Regions from separate parts of the Homo sapiens genome. Here region 2 is linked to region 1. The links are chromatin contacts, found by Hi-C in ENCODE. All regions are on one chromosome and are shown on one strand. Each heading gives the region's core, a stretch centred on a gene start or an enhancer-like site at or near the end of the contact. The rest is flanking DNA. Distances are from core to core; before and after follow the strand shown. Region 1 overlaps TRANK1 (tetratricopeptide repeat and ankyrin repeat containing 1). Region 2 overlaps CTDSPL (CTD small phosphatase like).

The links. Hi-C counts contacts between places; a loop is a spot of excess contacts on that map. Pooled maps may share reads with other maps.
Region 2: a loop to region 1 is called in a pooled map, with 10 times the contacts of the local background. The contact joins two enhancer-like sites. A Hi-C loop is called at or near these places in 2 of 37 single-sample maps with no recorded cell type and 6 of 50 pooled maps.

What each region holds. Positions count from the first base shown.
Region 1 is chr3:36,910,508-36,915,495 of GRCh38, reverse strand. The region is part of intron 1 of TRANK1 (tetratricopeptide repeat and ankyrin repeat containing 1); the gene reads left to right. Among named protein-coding and RNA genes, the nearest start is that of TRANK1, 32 kb to the left of the region's middle. RefSeq lists an enhancer at 2,920-2,969 and a silencer at 4,715-4,883. Within about 2 kb of position 2,840, at least 11 of the 41 ENCODE cell types and tissues checked have a DNase peak (open chromatin) inside an H3K27ac peak, as active enhancers do.
Region 2 is chr3:37,903,972-37,909,564 of GRCh38, reverse strand. All of the region lies in intron 1 of CTDSPL (CTD small phosphatase like), which reads right to left. Among named protein-coding and RNA genes, the nearest start is that of CTDSPL, 45 kb to the right of the region's middle. RefSeq lists enhancers at 2,772-2,821, 5,230-5,593 and a silencer at 3,273-3,567. Within about 2 kb of position 3,033, at least 10 of the 41 ENCODE cell types and tissues checked have a DNase peak (open chromatin) inside an H3K27ac peak, as active enhancers do.

The sequences.
Region 1 (4,988 bases), core at 1,591-4,090:
GTGTTGGGTGTGTGAAAATTAAAAACAGTTCTTTATCACTGTAGGATGACTGTAGTTAACAATAACATATAGTTCAAATAGCTAGAAGGAGGATATTGAACATTCCCAACACAAAGAAATAATAAATGTTTGAGATGATGGATATGCTACATACCCTGATCTGATCACTTATACATTATATGCATCAAAACATCACTATGAATATGTACATTATCAATATGTCAATTTAAGAAATAAAATAGGTAGGCCTGGCGCGGTGGCTCACACCTGTAATCCCAGCACTTTGGGAGGCCAAGGCGGGTGGATCACGAGGTCAGGAGATTTAGACCATCCTGGCTAACACAGTGAAACCCCATCTCTACTAAAAATACAAAAAATTAGCCGGGCGTGGTGGCCGGCGCCTGTAGTCCCAGCTCCTCAAGAGGCTGAGGCAGGAGAATGGCGTGAACCCGGGAGGCGGAGCTTGCAGTGAGTGGAGATCGGGCCACTGCACTCCAGCCTGGGTGACAGAGATGAGACTCTTTCTCAAAAAACAAAAAACAAAAAAGAAATAAAATAGGCCTGGTGTGGTGGCTCACGCCTGTAATCCCAGCATTTTGGGAGGCTGAGGCAGGTGGATCACCTGAAGTCAGGAGTTGGAGACAAGCCTGGCCAACATGGTGAAACCCCGTCTCTACTAAAAATACAAAAATTAGCTGGGCATGGTGGTGGGCACCTGTAATAGCAGCTACTAGGGAAGCTAAGGGAAGAGAATGGCTTGAATCCACGAGGCAGAGGTTGCAGTGAGCCGAGATCGCGCCATTGCACTCCAGCCTGGGTGACAAGAGTGAAAACTCCTTCTCGAAATAAATAAATAAATAAATAAATAATCTAGAAAAATGTTCCCAGGAGCTGGGGATGGGGGATTGGGGGTGTTCTGTATCATGACTGTGGTTGTGGTTGCATGATCATAAATTTTGTTAAATGAATTGAACACTTAAAATGGGTGAATTTTATCATATGTAAATTGTACCTCAATAAAATTTACTTAAAAAAAAAAAAAAAAGGAAGACACCAGCTGGGTGCAGTGGCTCATGTCTGTAATCCCAGCACTTTGGAAGACCGAGGGATCACCTGAGCGCTCACTTGAGCTCAGGAGTTCAAGACCAGCCTGGCCAACATGGTGAAAACCCTGTCTCTACTAAAAATACAAAAATTAGCCTGGCATGGTGGCGTGCGCCTGTAATCCCAGCTACTTAGGAGGCTGAGGCAGGAGAATAGCTTGAACCCGGGAGATGGAGTTTGCAGTGAGCCAAAATTGCACCACCGCACTCCAGCCTGGGCGACAGAGTGAGACTCAGTCTCAAAAAAAAAACAAAAACAAAACAAACCCAAAAACAGTCAAGAGACCCTAGATATTGGGGAGGTAGATAATTATTTATGGTGTTTACTTTTTGCTGTGAGAATGACTTTTAGGTTATAAATTTTACAAAAACAGTTCGGAGCTGGTCTCGTCAACTGGCTTTAGAAATACCATCTTTGGTGTGCATGTAGTTGGGTGTAATTGAGGCTGTAAATAAATGAGGAATAACTTAAAGTTGATGGGCGAAGGGGATAAGTTGCACTGGTAATGCCTTAGGTTTAGTGCAGGCCACTTTACTGGGCTTTGGTCGGGGGCAGGATGGTGAGACAGCTGAGGGGGGTGGTGGCAAGGTGTTCCGGTCTTGTCCTATTTAAATGCCCTGGGTAGGGAAGACTTGGGTGCAGCACCACATACTTTTCCAGGGGCCTTATGAAATATTTTGAGTGAGTTTCTTAAGAAAATTCCTGTTCTTCTTGTCCCACATTTGTACCCCTTTCCCCAAGAAAAAAAGAAAAAAACAAAACAAAACACATTGAAGTCCCCAGGATATATTCTGACTTTGGATTTTTATCCTTGACTGTCTGTGGCACCCTTCCTGCGGGGAAGAGGAAAGAGTCACTTTTAAGAGAGAGAGAAAGAAAGAGAGGAGAGGAGAGGAGAGAAAGAAAGAGAGGAGAGGAGAGGAGAGGAGAGGAGAGAAACAAAGCAAGAAAAAGAAAGCAAGCAAGAAAGTAAGTGAGCAAGCAAGCAAGCAAGCAAGCAAACAGGCAAGAAAGAAAGATAGATAGAAAGATAGAAGGAAAAGGACGGTCATGGTGGCTCAAGCCTGTAATCCCAGCACTTTGGGACACGAGGCGGCCGGATCACTTGAGGTCAGGAGTTCGAGACCAGTCTGGCCAACATGGGGAAACCCTATTTCTACTAAATATAGAAAGTTAGCTGGGCATGGTGGGATTACAGGGCGCACGCCTGTAATCCCAGCTACTCAGGAAGCTGAAGCAGGAGAATGGCTTGAATTCGAGAGATGGAGGTTGCAGTGAGCCAAGATTGCGCCACTGCACTCCAGCCTGGGTGACAGAGTGAGACTCCATCACACACACACACACACACACACACACACACAAAAGAGACATACTCTTTCTAGCTTCAACTTGGATCTACTGCTACTGCCAGCATTCCCGAGTTAATCTTGGATCATTGACTGCTTTTGGGCTCTTTTGGCAACCCTAAACAAAAAAAGCAAGCAAGCAAACAAAAAACCCCAAAAAAATAAAATAAAAAAGTAAACAAATTTGTTGTCAAGAATTCAAGCAGTACCCAGATAATGTATGAAGGGAAAGCCATCCTCTCTGCCCATTTCAGTAATAACCCCTCCATAGGCCATCTGTGTTGCCAGTCTTTGCTGTAATCCTGTATGTCAGTTACAGAACTTCATGTGTATACGTATACACAATGAGTCATAAAACCCACAACCACCTGGATCTGCTCTGTTTCAGACTTGCTTGTTTCAAAATCTACTCAGTGCATTTGCATTTTTCTTGCATCTTCTTCCTCATATGTAGCTCAGCAGCCTGTGACAGCTTCCAACAACTAGAGTTTGAATTCTCATAGAGACATAGTGAAAATTTCTGAAAGCCAGCCAGGCAGCTGTGCAATTGTCCTTAAGTATTTTGTAGCTTTTACACCATTAACGAAACTGAAAGTGCAGGGTAGAGTGCTCAGTGCCAGCCAAAATATAAGATACCCTAGTGATTTTACTGGGTGCTGATCTTTTAGCCTCTGTCTTGGCCCTTCAGAGTGTAGTTTGGCTCTTAAAGTGAGGCCACCTAGGTTGGAATTCTCACATTACCAATTTCAGTGTGACTGTGGCAAGTGGTAAGTGGCTTAACCTGTCTTTGCTTCACTTTCCTTATGTGCAAAATAGAGATAGAGTCACGCTGACCTTATAGCACTTTTTTTTTTTTTTGACAGAGTCTCACTCTGTTGCCCAGGCTGGAATGCAGTGGCTTGATCTCAGCTCACTACAACCTGCATCTCCTGGGCTTAAGTGATTCTCGTGCCTCAGCTTCCTGAGTAGCTGGGGCTATAGGCATGCACTACCATGCCTGGCTAATTTTTGTATATTTTTAGTAGAGATGGGGGTTTCACCATGTTGGCCAGGCTGGTCTCGAACTCCTGACCTCAGCTAATCTGCCTGCTTCGGCCTCCCAAAATGTTGGGTTTACAGGCGTGAGCCACTGTGCCTGGCCGAGGCTTCTTATAAGAATGAAAAGACACAATGATGTAAAGCACATAGTAGGTACTTAGCAGATATTAGCTATGAAGAATATTGTCATTATGGTAAATTATTACCACTTTTATTTAATAATTTCATCTTATAAATAAATCATCAGTTGGTCAGTTTTTTCTTTTTTTTAAAGACCCAACAACGGAGCCATCTGTATTCTATTGTAGAGATATAAAGCATTCTTCCGTGTAATGAGAATGTAACTCTCAATGAATCCTATTAGGAAGAAAAAAGCCTTCTGTATGGTTGGCATTCCTTCTTTCACCTTTGATGTGATTGTATCAATAAAAAGCAGAAACATAGGTGGGTGAATACATTTGTTGTTGCTCACATAACATTAAGAGCTGACTTGGTTTCTAGAGAACTATGAAAAATAATATTGAAATGAAGAGTTTTTTTTTTGTATTTGTAAATACAATGGAAATACCTTGTGTTTGAATTCTTCAGTTAAACCCTTAAAGAGTCTGTTTGATAACATTTATGGTCTGATTAGTAAGAGGGTACATCGTAGAGTGATTGGAAATTCAGAAAATCAAGGAAGAAAATTAAAATTCTGTCAAATCCCAAAGGCGTGGCTTTTAACATTTTGGCATATTTTCAATACATTTTATGTATTTAAAACAATTTGGGATTATATGCCTTTTCAACCTTATAGGCCTATATTTTTCATTTACTAACTTGCTCTGTCATTAAATGTTCTTTTACAATATGCCTTTTCAACCGTATAGGCCTGTATTTTTCATTTACTAACTTGCTCTGTCATTAAATGTTCTTTTACAACACGATTTTTTTTTTTCCAGATGGAGTTAGCGCTTGTCACCCAGGCTGGAGTGCAGTGGCGTGATCTTGGCTCACTGCAACCTCTGCCTTCCGGGTTCAAGCAATTCTCCTGCCTCAGTCTCCCAAGAAGCTGCGATTACAGGTGCTCACCACTATGCCTGGCTAATTTCTGCAGTTTTAGTAAAGACGGGGTTTCACCATGTTGGCCGGGCTGGTCTCGAACTCCTGGCCTCAGGTGATCCGCCCGCCTCAGCTGATCAGCCTCCTAAAGTGCTGGGATTACAGGCATGAGCCAGCGCACTGGGTCTTTTGCAACATGATTTTATTTTATTTTATTTTATTTTTTGGAGATAGAGTCTCACTCTGTCACCCAGGCTGGAGTGTAGTGGTGTGATCTTGGCTCACTGCAACCTCTCCCTCCTGGGTTCAAGCGATTCTCCTGCCTCAGCCTCCCGAGTAGCTGGGATTACAGGTGCGTGCCACCGCACCTGTCTGATTTTTGTATTTTTAGAAGACATGGCGTTTCATCATGTTGGCCAGGCTGGACTCGAACTCCTGACCTCAGGTGGTCTGCCCGCC
Region 2 (5,593 bases), core at 1,784-4,283, 990 kb before region 1:
TCCACTGTTCAGAGCTACTAACAAGAAGCACAGTCACTGCCATGTCCCTGGGCCTCCTGCCTGGAAGGAAATGACCAGCTCCAGGGCAGTGCGGGGCAGGCCACAGGCAGTCTGGGGTGAGCCCTGAAGCCCATTTCTCTGAAATAGCCACTTGGCCACCCTGAAAGACCTGCTCAGCCCTAGGATCTGGGAAGAGCACCCAGGTTTATTGGGCATCTGCTATGCCAGTGTTTGTTCATGATCCCAGTCCCACAAATGAAGTTGGGTATCATTTCCATGGCAGAAATGAATTCGGCAAGGCTTGGAGAGCTTCAGTGATTTGCTCAGCCAGGACACCACAGGGGCAGGGACTGGAACCTGGCTTTGTCTACCTTCAAAGCCTTCAATTTGATGCATTTTTCATCATGCCATGCTGTGAAATTTCTTTCTTGAATTTAGCCAAAAGGGTATCTTCATTTTTATTTAGCCCAACAAAATAAAGAGAAAGACCAATTAATTGGTATCGGTTTATTTAAAGAAAAACACTTTATGTAAAATTTCGAATTCTAAAAGGGAAAACAAAATAGTTGTAGTAATTACGACAAAGACTAAATATCGATATTGAGTAAAGGCTACATATATACGGAAAAGAATAACCCAAGACCACTCCAACAGCAATATGAACAGAAATACCAATCTCTAACAAACTTGGACAATTTTCAACCTCACTATTAATCAAAGAAATGCAAAAATAAAAACAATGTACACTGGCTCTTAAATTGGCAATTAAGAACTTATAGAACACAATGCCGGTCCAAGAACACACTGCTAGTGGAAGTGTAAATTGTTACTATCCTTCTGGAAAGCAATTTAGTAATTTGCACCAAGAGTCATAGATGTGTTTGTACACTCCTTTACCCAGTAATTCAATTTCCTGTCTATCGTCAGGGATTAATTTAAAATATGAAGAAGCTATACATGCAGCATAGATACCTTCCTCTCTGCACTGCTTATAAGTGGCATAAGCAGAAAGCAGCCTAAATGTCATACAAAGAGGGAATGGCTAATAAATGTTGGTACATTTAGTCAATAAAATATTACCCAGCCATTAAAAATAATGATGACAGAGTCTACGTAGCAAAATGAAAAAATACAGTTAACTGCAACATTAGGAAAGAATAATTGAGATAAAGATATTAAAATGTTATAGAGGGTATATCAATCAAAATACTGTATGCAGTCTCTTCTTACAGGCTTAACATGCATTTGCCATACCTTCCACTTTCTATTAGGAGATTTTTTAAAAACAGAAACACATTTGGAATACTCTTGCCTGCTGTGATGGACATTCGCCCACTTGGCGGGGGCTACCAGGTGGTGAGTTTCCAAAAGTGAGCCTGAAGGGCGGCTCACAGCATCCCTTCTTTCATGTGGTTTCTAGGCAGCGTTTGTGCTGTGTTTCTGTTCTGACCCTACAAAGGGTACTTTTGTTCCATTAACCACTTGTGGTTTAGCTGCTACACTGAGGGTTATGGGGAAGCCCATGCAAACTGAACTGTAGAAGCTTTCAGACTTCTTAAAAACAAAACCCTGCAGACTTTCTGTTTGTTTTGCATCTCAGGAGCATAGGGTCGCATTTACCATGTGTGATAGTTCCTGGCACACCACTAGCCGTATCTAGGCAAATGCGCTGTATGTATACATGCTTTTTTATTTCCCTTTATCCTCACAGCCCACCTCCACTCCCCTCAACCCACAGGCAAACTTTCTAACATGCTTAAAGTATATCTTTGTGTTTACAGGAGTGCTAGAAAAATGTGCATTGTACTTTTCTGAGCACTTATTTTTAACTTATAGAAATATTAGTCTGTGCATCTCATTCTTATTTTTTCCACTAAGCTCTACGTTCTTAACATTCCCCCACACTGATACACGTACAGTTCCTAACTGCTGTGTGATAAATACACTGTGGTACACCCCCACCCAGGGCATTTAATGCTCTGTCCTCTCCCAGCCTGTCACTCTTTCATCCTTTCTCCTTCACCTCCTCCACTCATCCTGCACATGTGCTCTATATGCATATGGGTGAACAATATCAACAGTGTCAAATGAACAAGACTCAAGTTCTTTAAGTCTCTTAATTTTTTCCTTAGAGAGAAAATTGCACTTGACATTTGTAGTTTTCAAGAATGTATTTTTCATGTATTTCAAGAAGTCTCTGTGATAACTTTAATAATTAAGAATGTATAGGTTTAAAAATGCCCTTAATTTCCTTCATTCTCCTCCCTTAGACCTATTTTGAAGCAGCTGCTTTTAGAAGGCCATAAATGGCCACCTAAGACCCTCAAGGTCAGAATCTAAATTCCAGAGATGTCAGAAGGCGGCTGCTGCAGTTTGATGGCATGATTTTGTAATTTGGTATCACTTAGGTCATGCTTTGATCCTAAAATTGACACTCGAAGAGCCATATATGTCTCAGCAAGTGCACATACCAGGAAAGAACAAAAGGAAGTGGGGGTTTTTGGCAGGGACAGGAGCAGGGGTAATGTCCCTACTGGGCTCTGTGCCCTAGCTGTGACCCCTACCACAATAAAAGCTGTTTATGACTGTAACTCTCTTTAGTCCTGCATTTTACATTCAACAAAGCAGTTTGAACACAGACGCCTTCGTTTGTACCTCATAACCACTGTGTGTGGGCCAGAGTGGGTATTCTCAGCTTTGGTTTAGGAGGGAAGGAAAGGCTCAGAGGGCGAAGTGACTTTCTTAGTCACAAAGGCAGAAAGGAGTGGCAGTGACAGTCCAGCCTCAGTTGGTGGGATTGTCCCTTACCCTCTCCCCACTACTAGAGTGGGCAGCACAGCAGCACACTTTACACTCTTTGGGAATCAGGTTCCTAACAGTCTGTGTCTACCAGGGCATCAGTGGCTCTTGTCCTAAGGGACTCTGTGCCCTGGAGATCATACTGCTACCAGTTCCTCCTTCCCATGACCTTGGGGAACCATTCAGGGAGGCACCAGTGAAAAACAGGAGCTCCAAAGGGCTGGCTCCTCCCTGCTTGTGGTCATCTTTTTTCAGAGCTGGAAAAGATCTTAGGAACTTTATCCAGCAGGGTTCTGGCAGGAAACAGATGGCACTCTCAAAATGAGTAATCTGAGGAGACTTTAATAAGGGAAGCATTTATAGAACGGACCGAAGTGCAGTGGTCTGGGACCAGTAACAGTCGCACATTTACATGCCTAGGCCCAAAAGGGTGAGGAAGGAGAGGCTGCTGGACCCCTGAGACAGAGCGCCCTGTGGAGAAGGCTGCCTGCCAGGAGCCCAGACCTTTGGTGATGCCACAGGGTGGAGCCAGGAGAAATCAATACTTCCTCCGATCTCCTGTTAGTGCTCCCCACTGGGCAAAGCACACAATAGGGGCCAGGAAGCAAAGAAGCCCATTCATAGAGTCCCCACTGGTCGGCTTCCAGGGCACAGGGTAGGACAGAGAGTAGATGTGGAGGGCAAACAGAAAACATCCGGCACAAGAACTAACTAACCCAACCCTCCTGACTTGAAAGGTACTGCGCCTCTGCAGGGGAAAGGCCTGGCCCAGAAAAATCAATGGGCGATTTGCAGAGCTGAGCTGAGAACTCAATCCCTGGGTGCCAGTCCATACTCTTCTCTCCTCTTCATTGGATTTGAGAGTATCTTCTCCTATAAGCATGACTAAAACCTGGAAAAATATCAGGCTTTCAAATCAGCTGGAATTTGTTTATTTCTCTTTTATAAATGGTGTATTCCAAAGCTACTTCTCCATGGTACAGTTCCCAAAGCCTATGTTGTTCAGACCTGTGTGTTACACCTTGGACATGGGAGCCAAGGTTCTCACAATCTAAAGAAACCACAACTCAGAATAAAACACCTTGCAGCAGGTATAGGTATGCAAACACAAGTAGGTCTGGAGAACATGTCTGCACTTCTGCAGTGCCCAGCTGTGGCACAAGGAGGGAGGGGGGGAAGGAAGCCTAGCTCAGGCAGTCAGGCCCCTGGCCTTTGTGAACTGACAGAGTATTCTCCCAGCCTACTTACATACAGAAATAGCTGTGCATTGACCCACGAGTTGCCCAGGCCTGGAAAAAAACTCCAGGATATTTTAAAAATCACATGTTCTTCCAAGTCTTTTAAAACTTGACTGGAGAACTGGCTGGCTAAAAAAAGAATGAATCATTGAGATCCTTTTTGTAGGCATTATCTGAGACAAATTCAAAATCAAAGATCAAAACGTTATTTGACTCTTAATTTCCTTTATATATTCTATAAACCTTGCCCCCTTTATGAAGTAAGGCAGGCTTCCCAATTCTTTGGATAACAGGCTTGTATCAGGGAAACTGTGAAAACACTACCAATGATTAATCTTATGTAGATATTAGCATGATAGCTCTGTAACTACAAAATTAAAAACACTAGAGCATTTTTGCTCAGCTTTTTACTTTTTATATTCATTCATTCCATCTTTAAATGTTTTCTGAGTCCCCGTGTTTGAAGCTGTGGGCAGTACAAAGTGTAACAAGACTCGGAGAGGCAGCGGGGGGTCAAATCACAAAGGAAGGTTCTCCCACCTTCTGTTTCTTGTAGGCAGTGAGGAGGCACTGAAGGCTTCCAGAGGAGTGATTAGACTGAGTCATGTTTTGGCTAGTTACTTGGAAAGATGGACAGGGTGATGATGAGGAGACCTAGAGGCAGGAAATCCAGTTAGGAGGCTGCTGTAATATTGCATTTAAGAGGCAAGGATGGGCAGCAAAATGACTTTCCCAGATCAGAGAAGGAAGTAGCAGAGATTTGGATCAGGTCTGTCTGATGCAACAGGGAGATATATCCTGGCCATGTGGGAAGAAAGGGACTCCTGGCCACTCATACGTTTTCTCTATAAAAAGGGGGCTGAGCAGAGAGCCACAGGCTGAACACCAAGGCTCTGGTGAGCTATGCCATTCCCAGGGTCTAGTCTCAGTCTGGCACTCACAGATACTGATCTTTGGGAGCCCGGGGTGGGCTAGTTCTCTAGCCAGGGAGTAGGAAGGGGACCTCTTGCCCTTGACAGGTGCCCCCATTTATCATCCAATGGGTCACCACCTCCTGGTGAGCCAGTTCTCCCTTGTACAGCTCTTCACACTGTGAAGTTCTTTCTCATCTCAGGTGAGATCAGTACCCTAGGGTCTTCCATCCACTGGGCGGGTCCTTTCCTCAATGCCTGATAGAGTGCCCCACTCCTCCTTCTCCTGGATGCCTAAGAAGGGGCCAAGTGCAGACCCTTCCTCAAAGGGAACTGGTGCTAAATAGCCAAGAAAAGAACCCTAACCAGCTTGGCTCTTCTCAGCAATCTGGCTTGCTTCTCTGCTTCAGGTGCAAATGTCACATAATTAAGTTCAAAGTTTCAGTGAAAGGCTGCTCTGTTCTGCTGGCAGTCTGACAGGCAGCCAGCCCACAGAGCCAACTTTATCCTATAGAATTCTTCATGTTACGATTTACTATCCTGCCTTCCAGCCTTGGACAGGTTGAAGGAGAAGTCCTGAAGCCACAAGAGTGTGCAGCAGGGATCCTGTGAGGAGGGGAGTGCCATCTTGGTTATTTTCTGCTT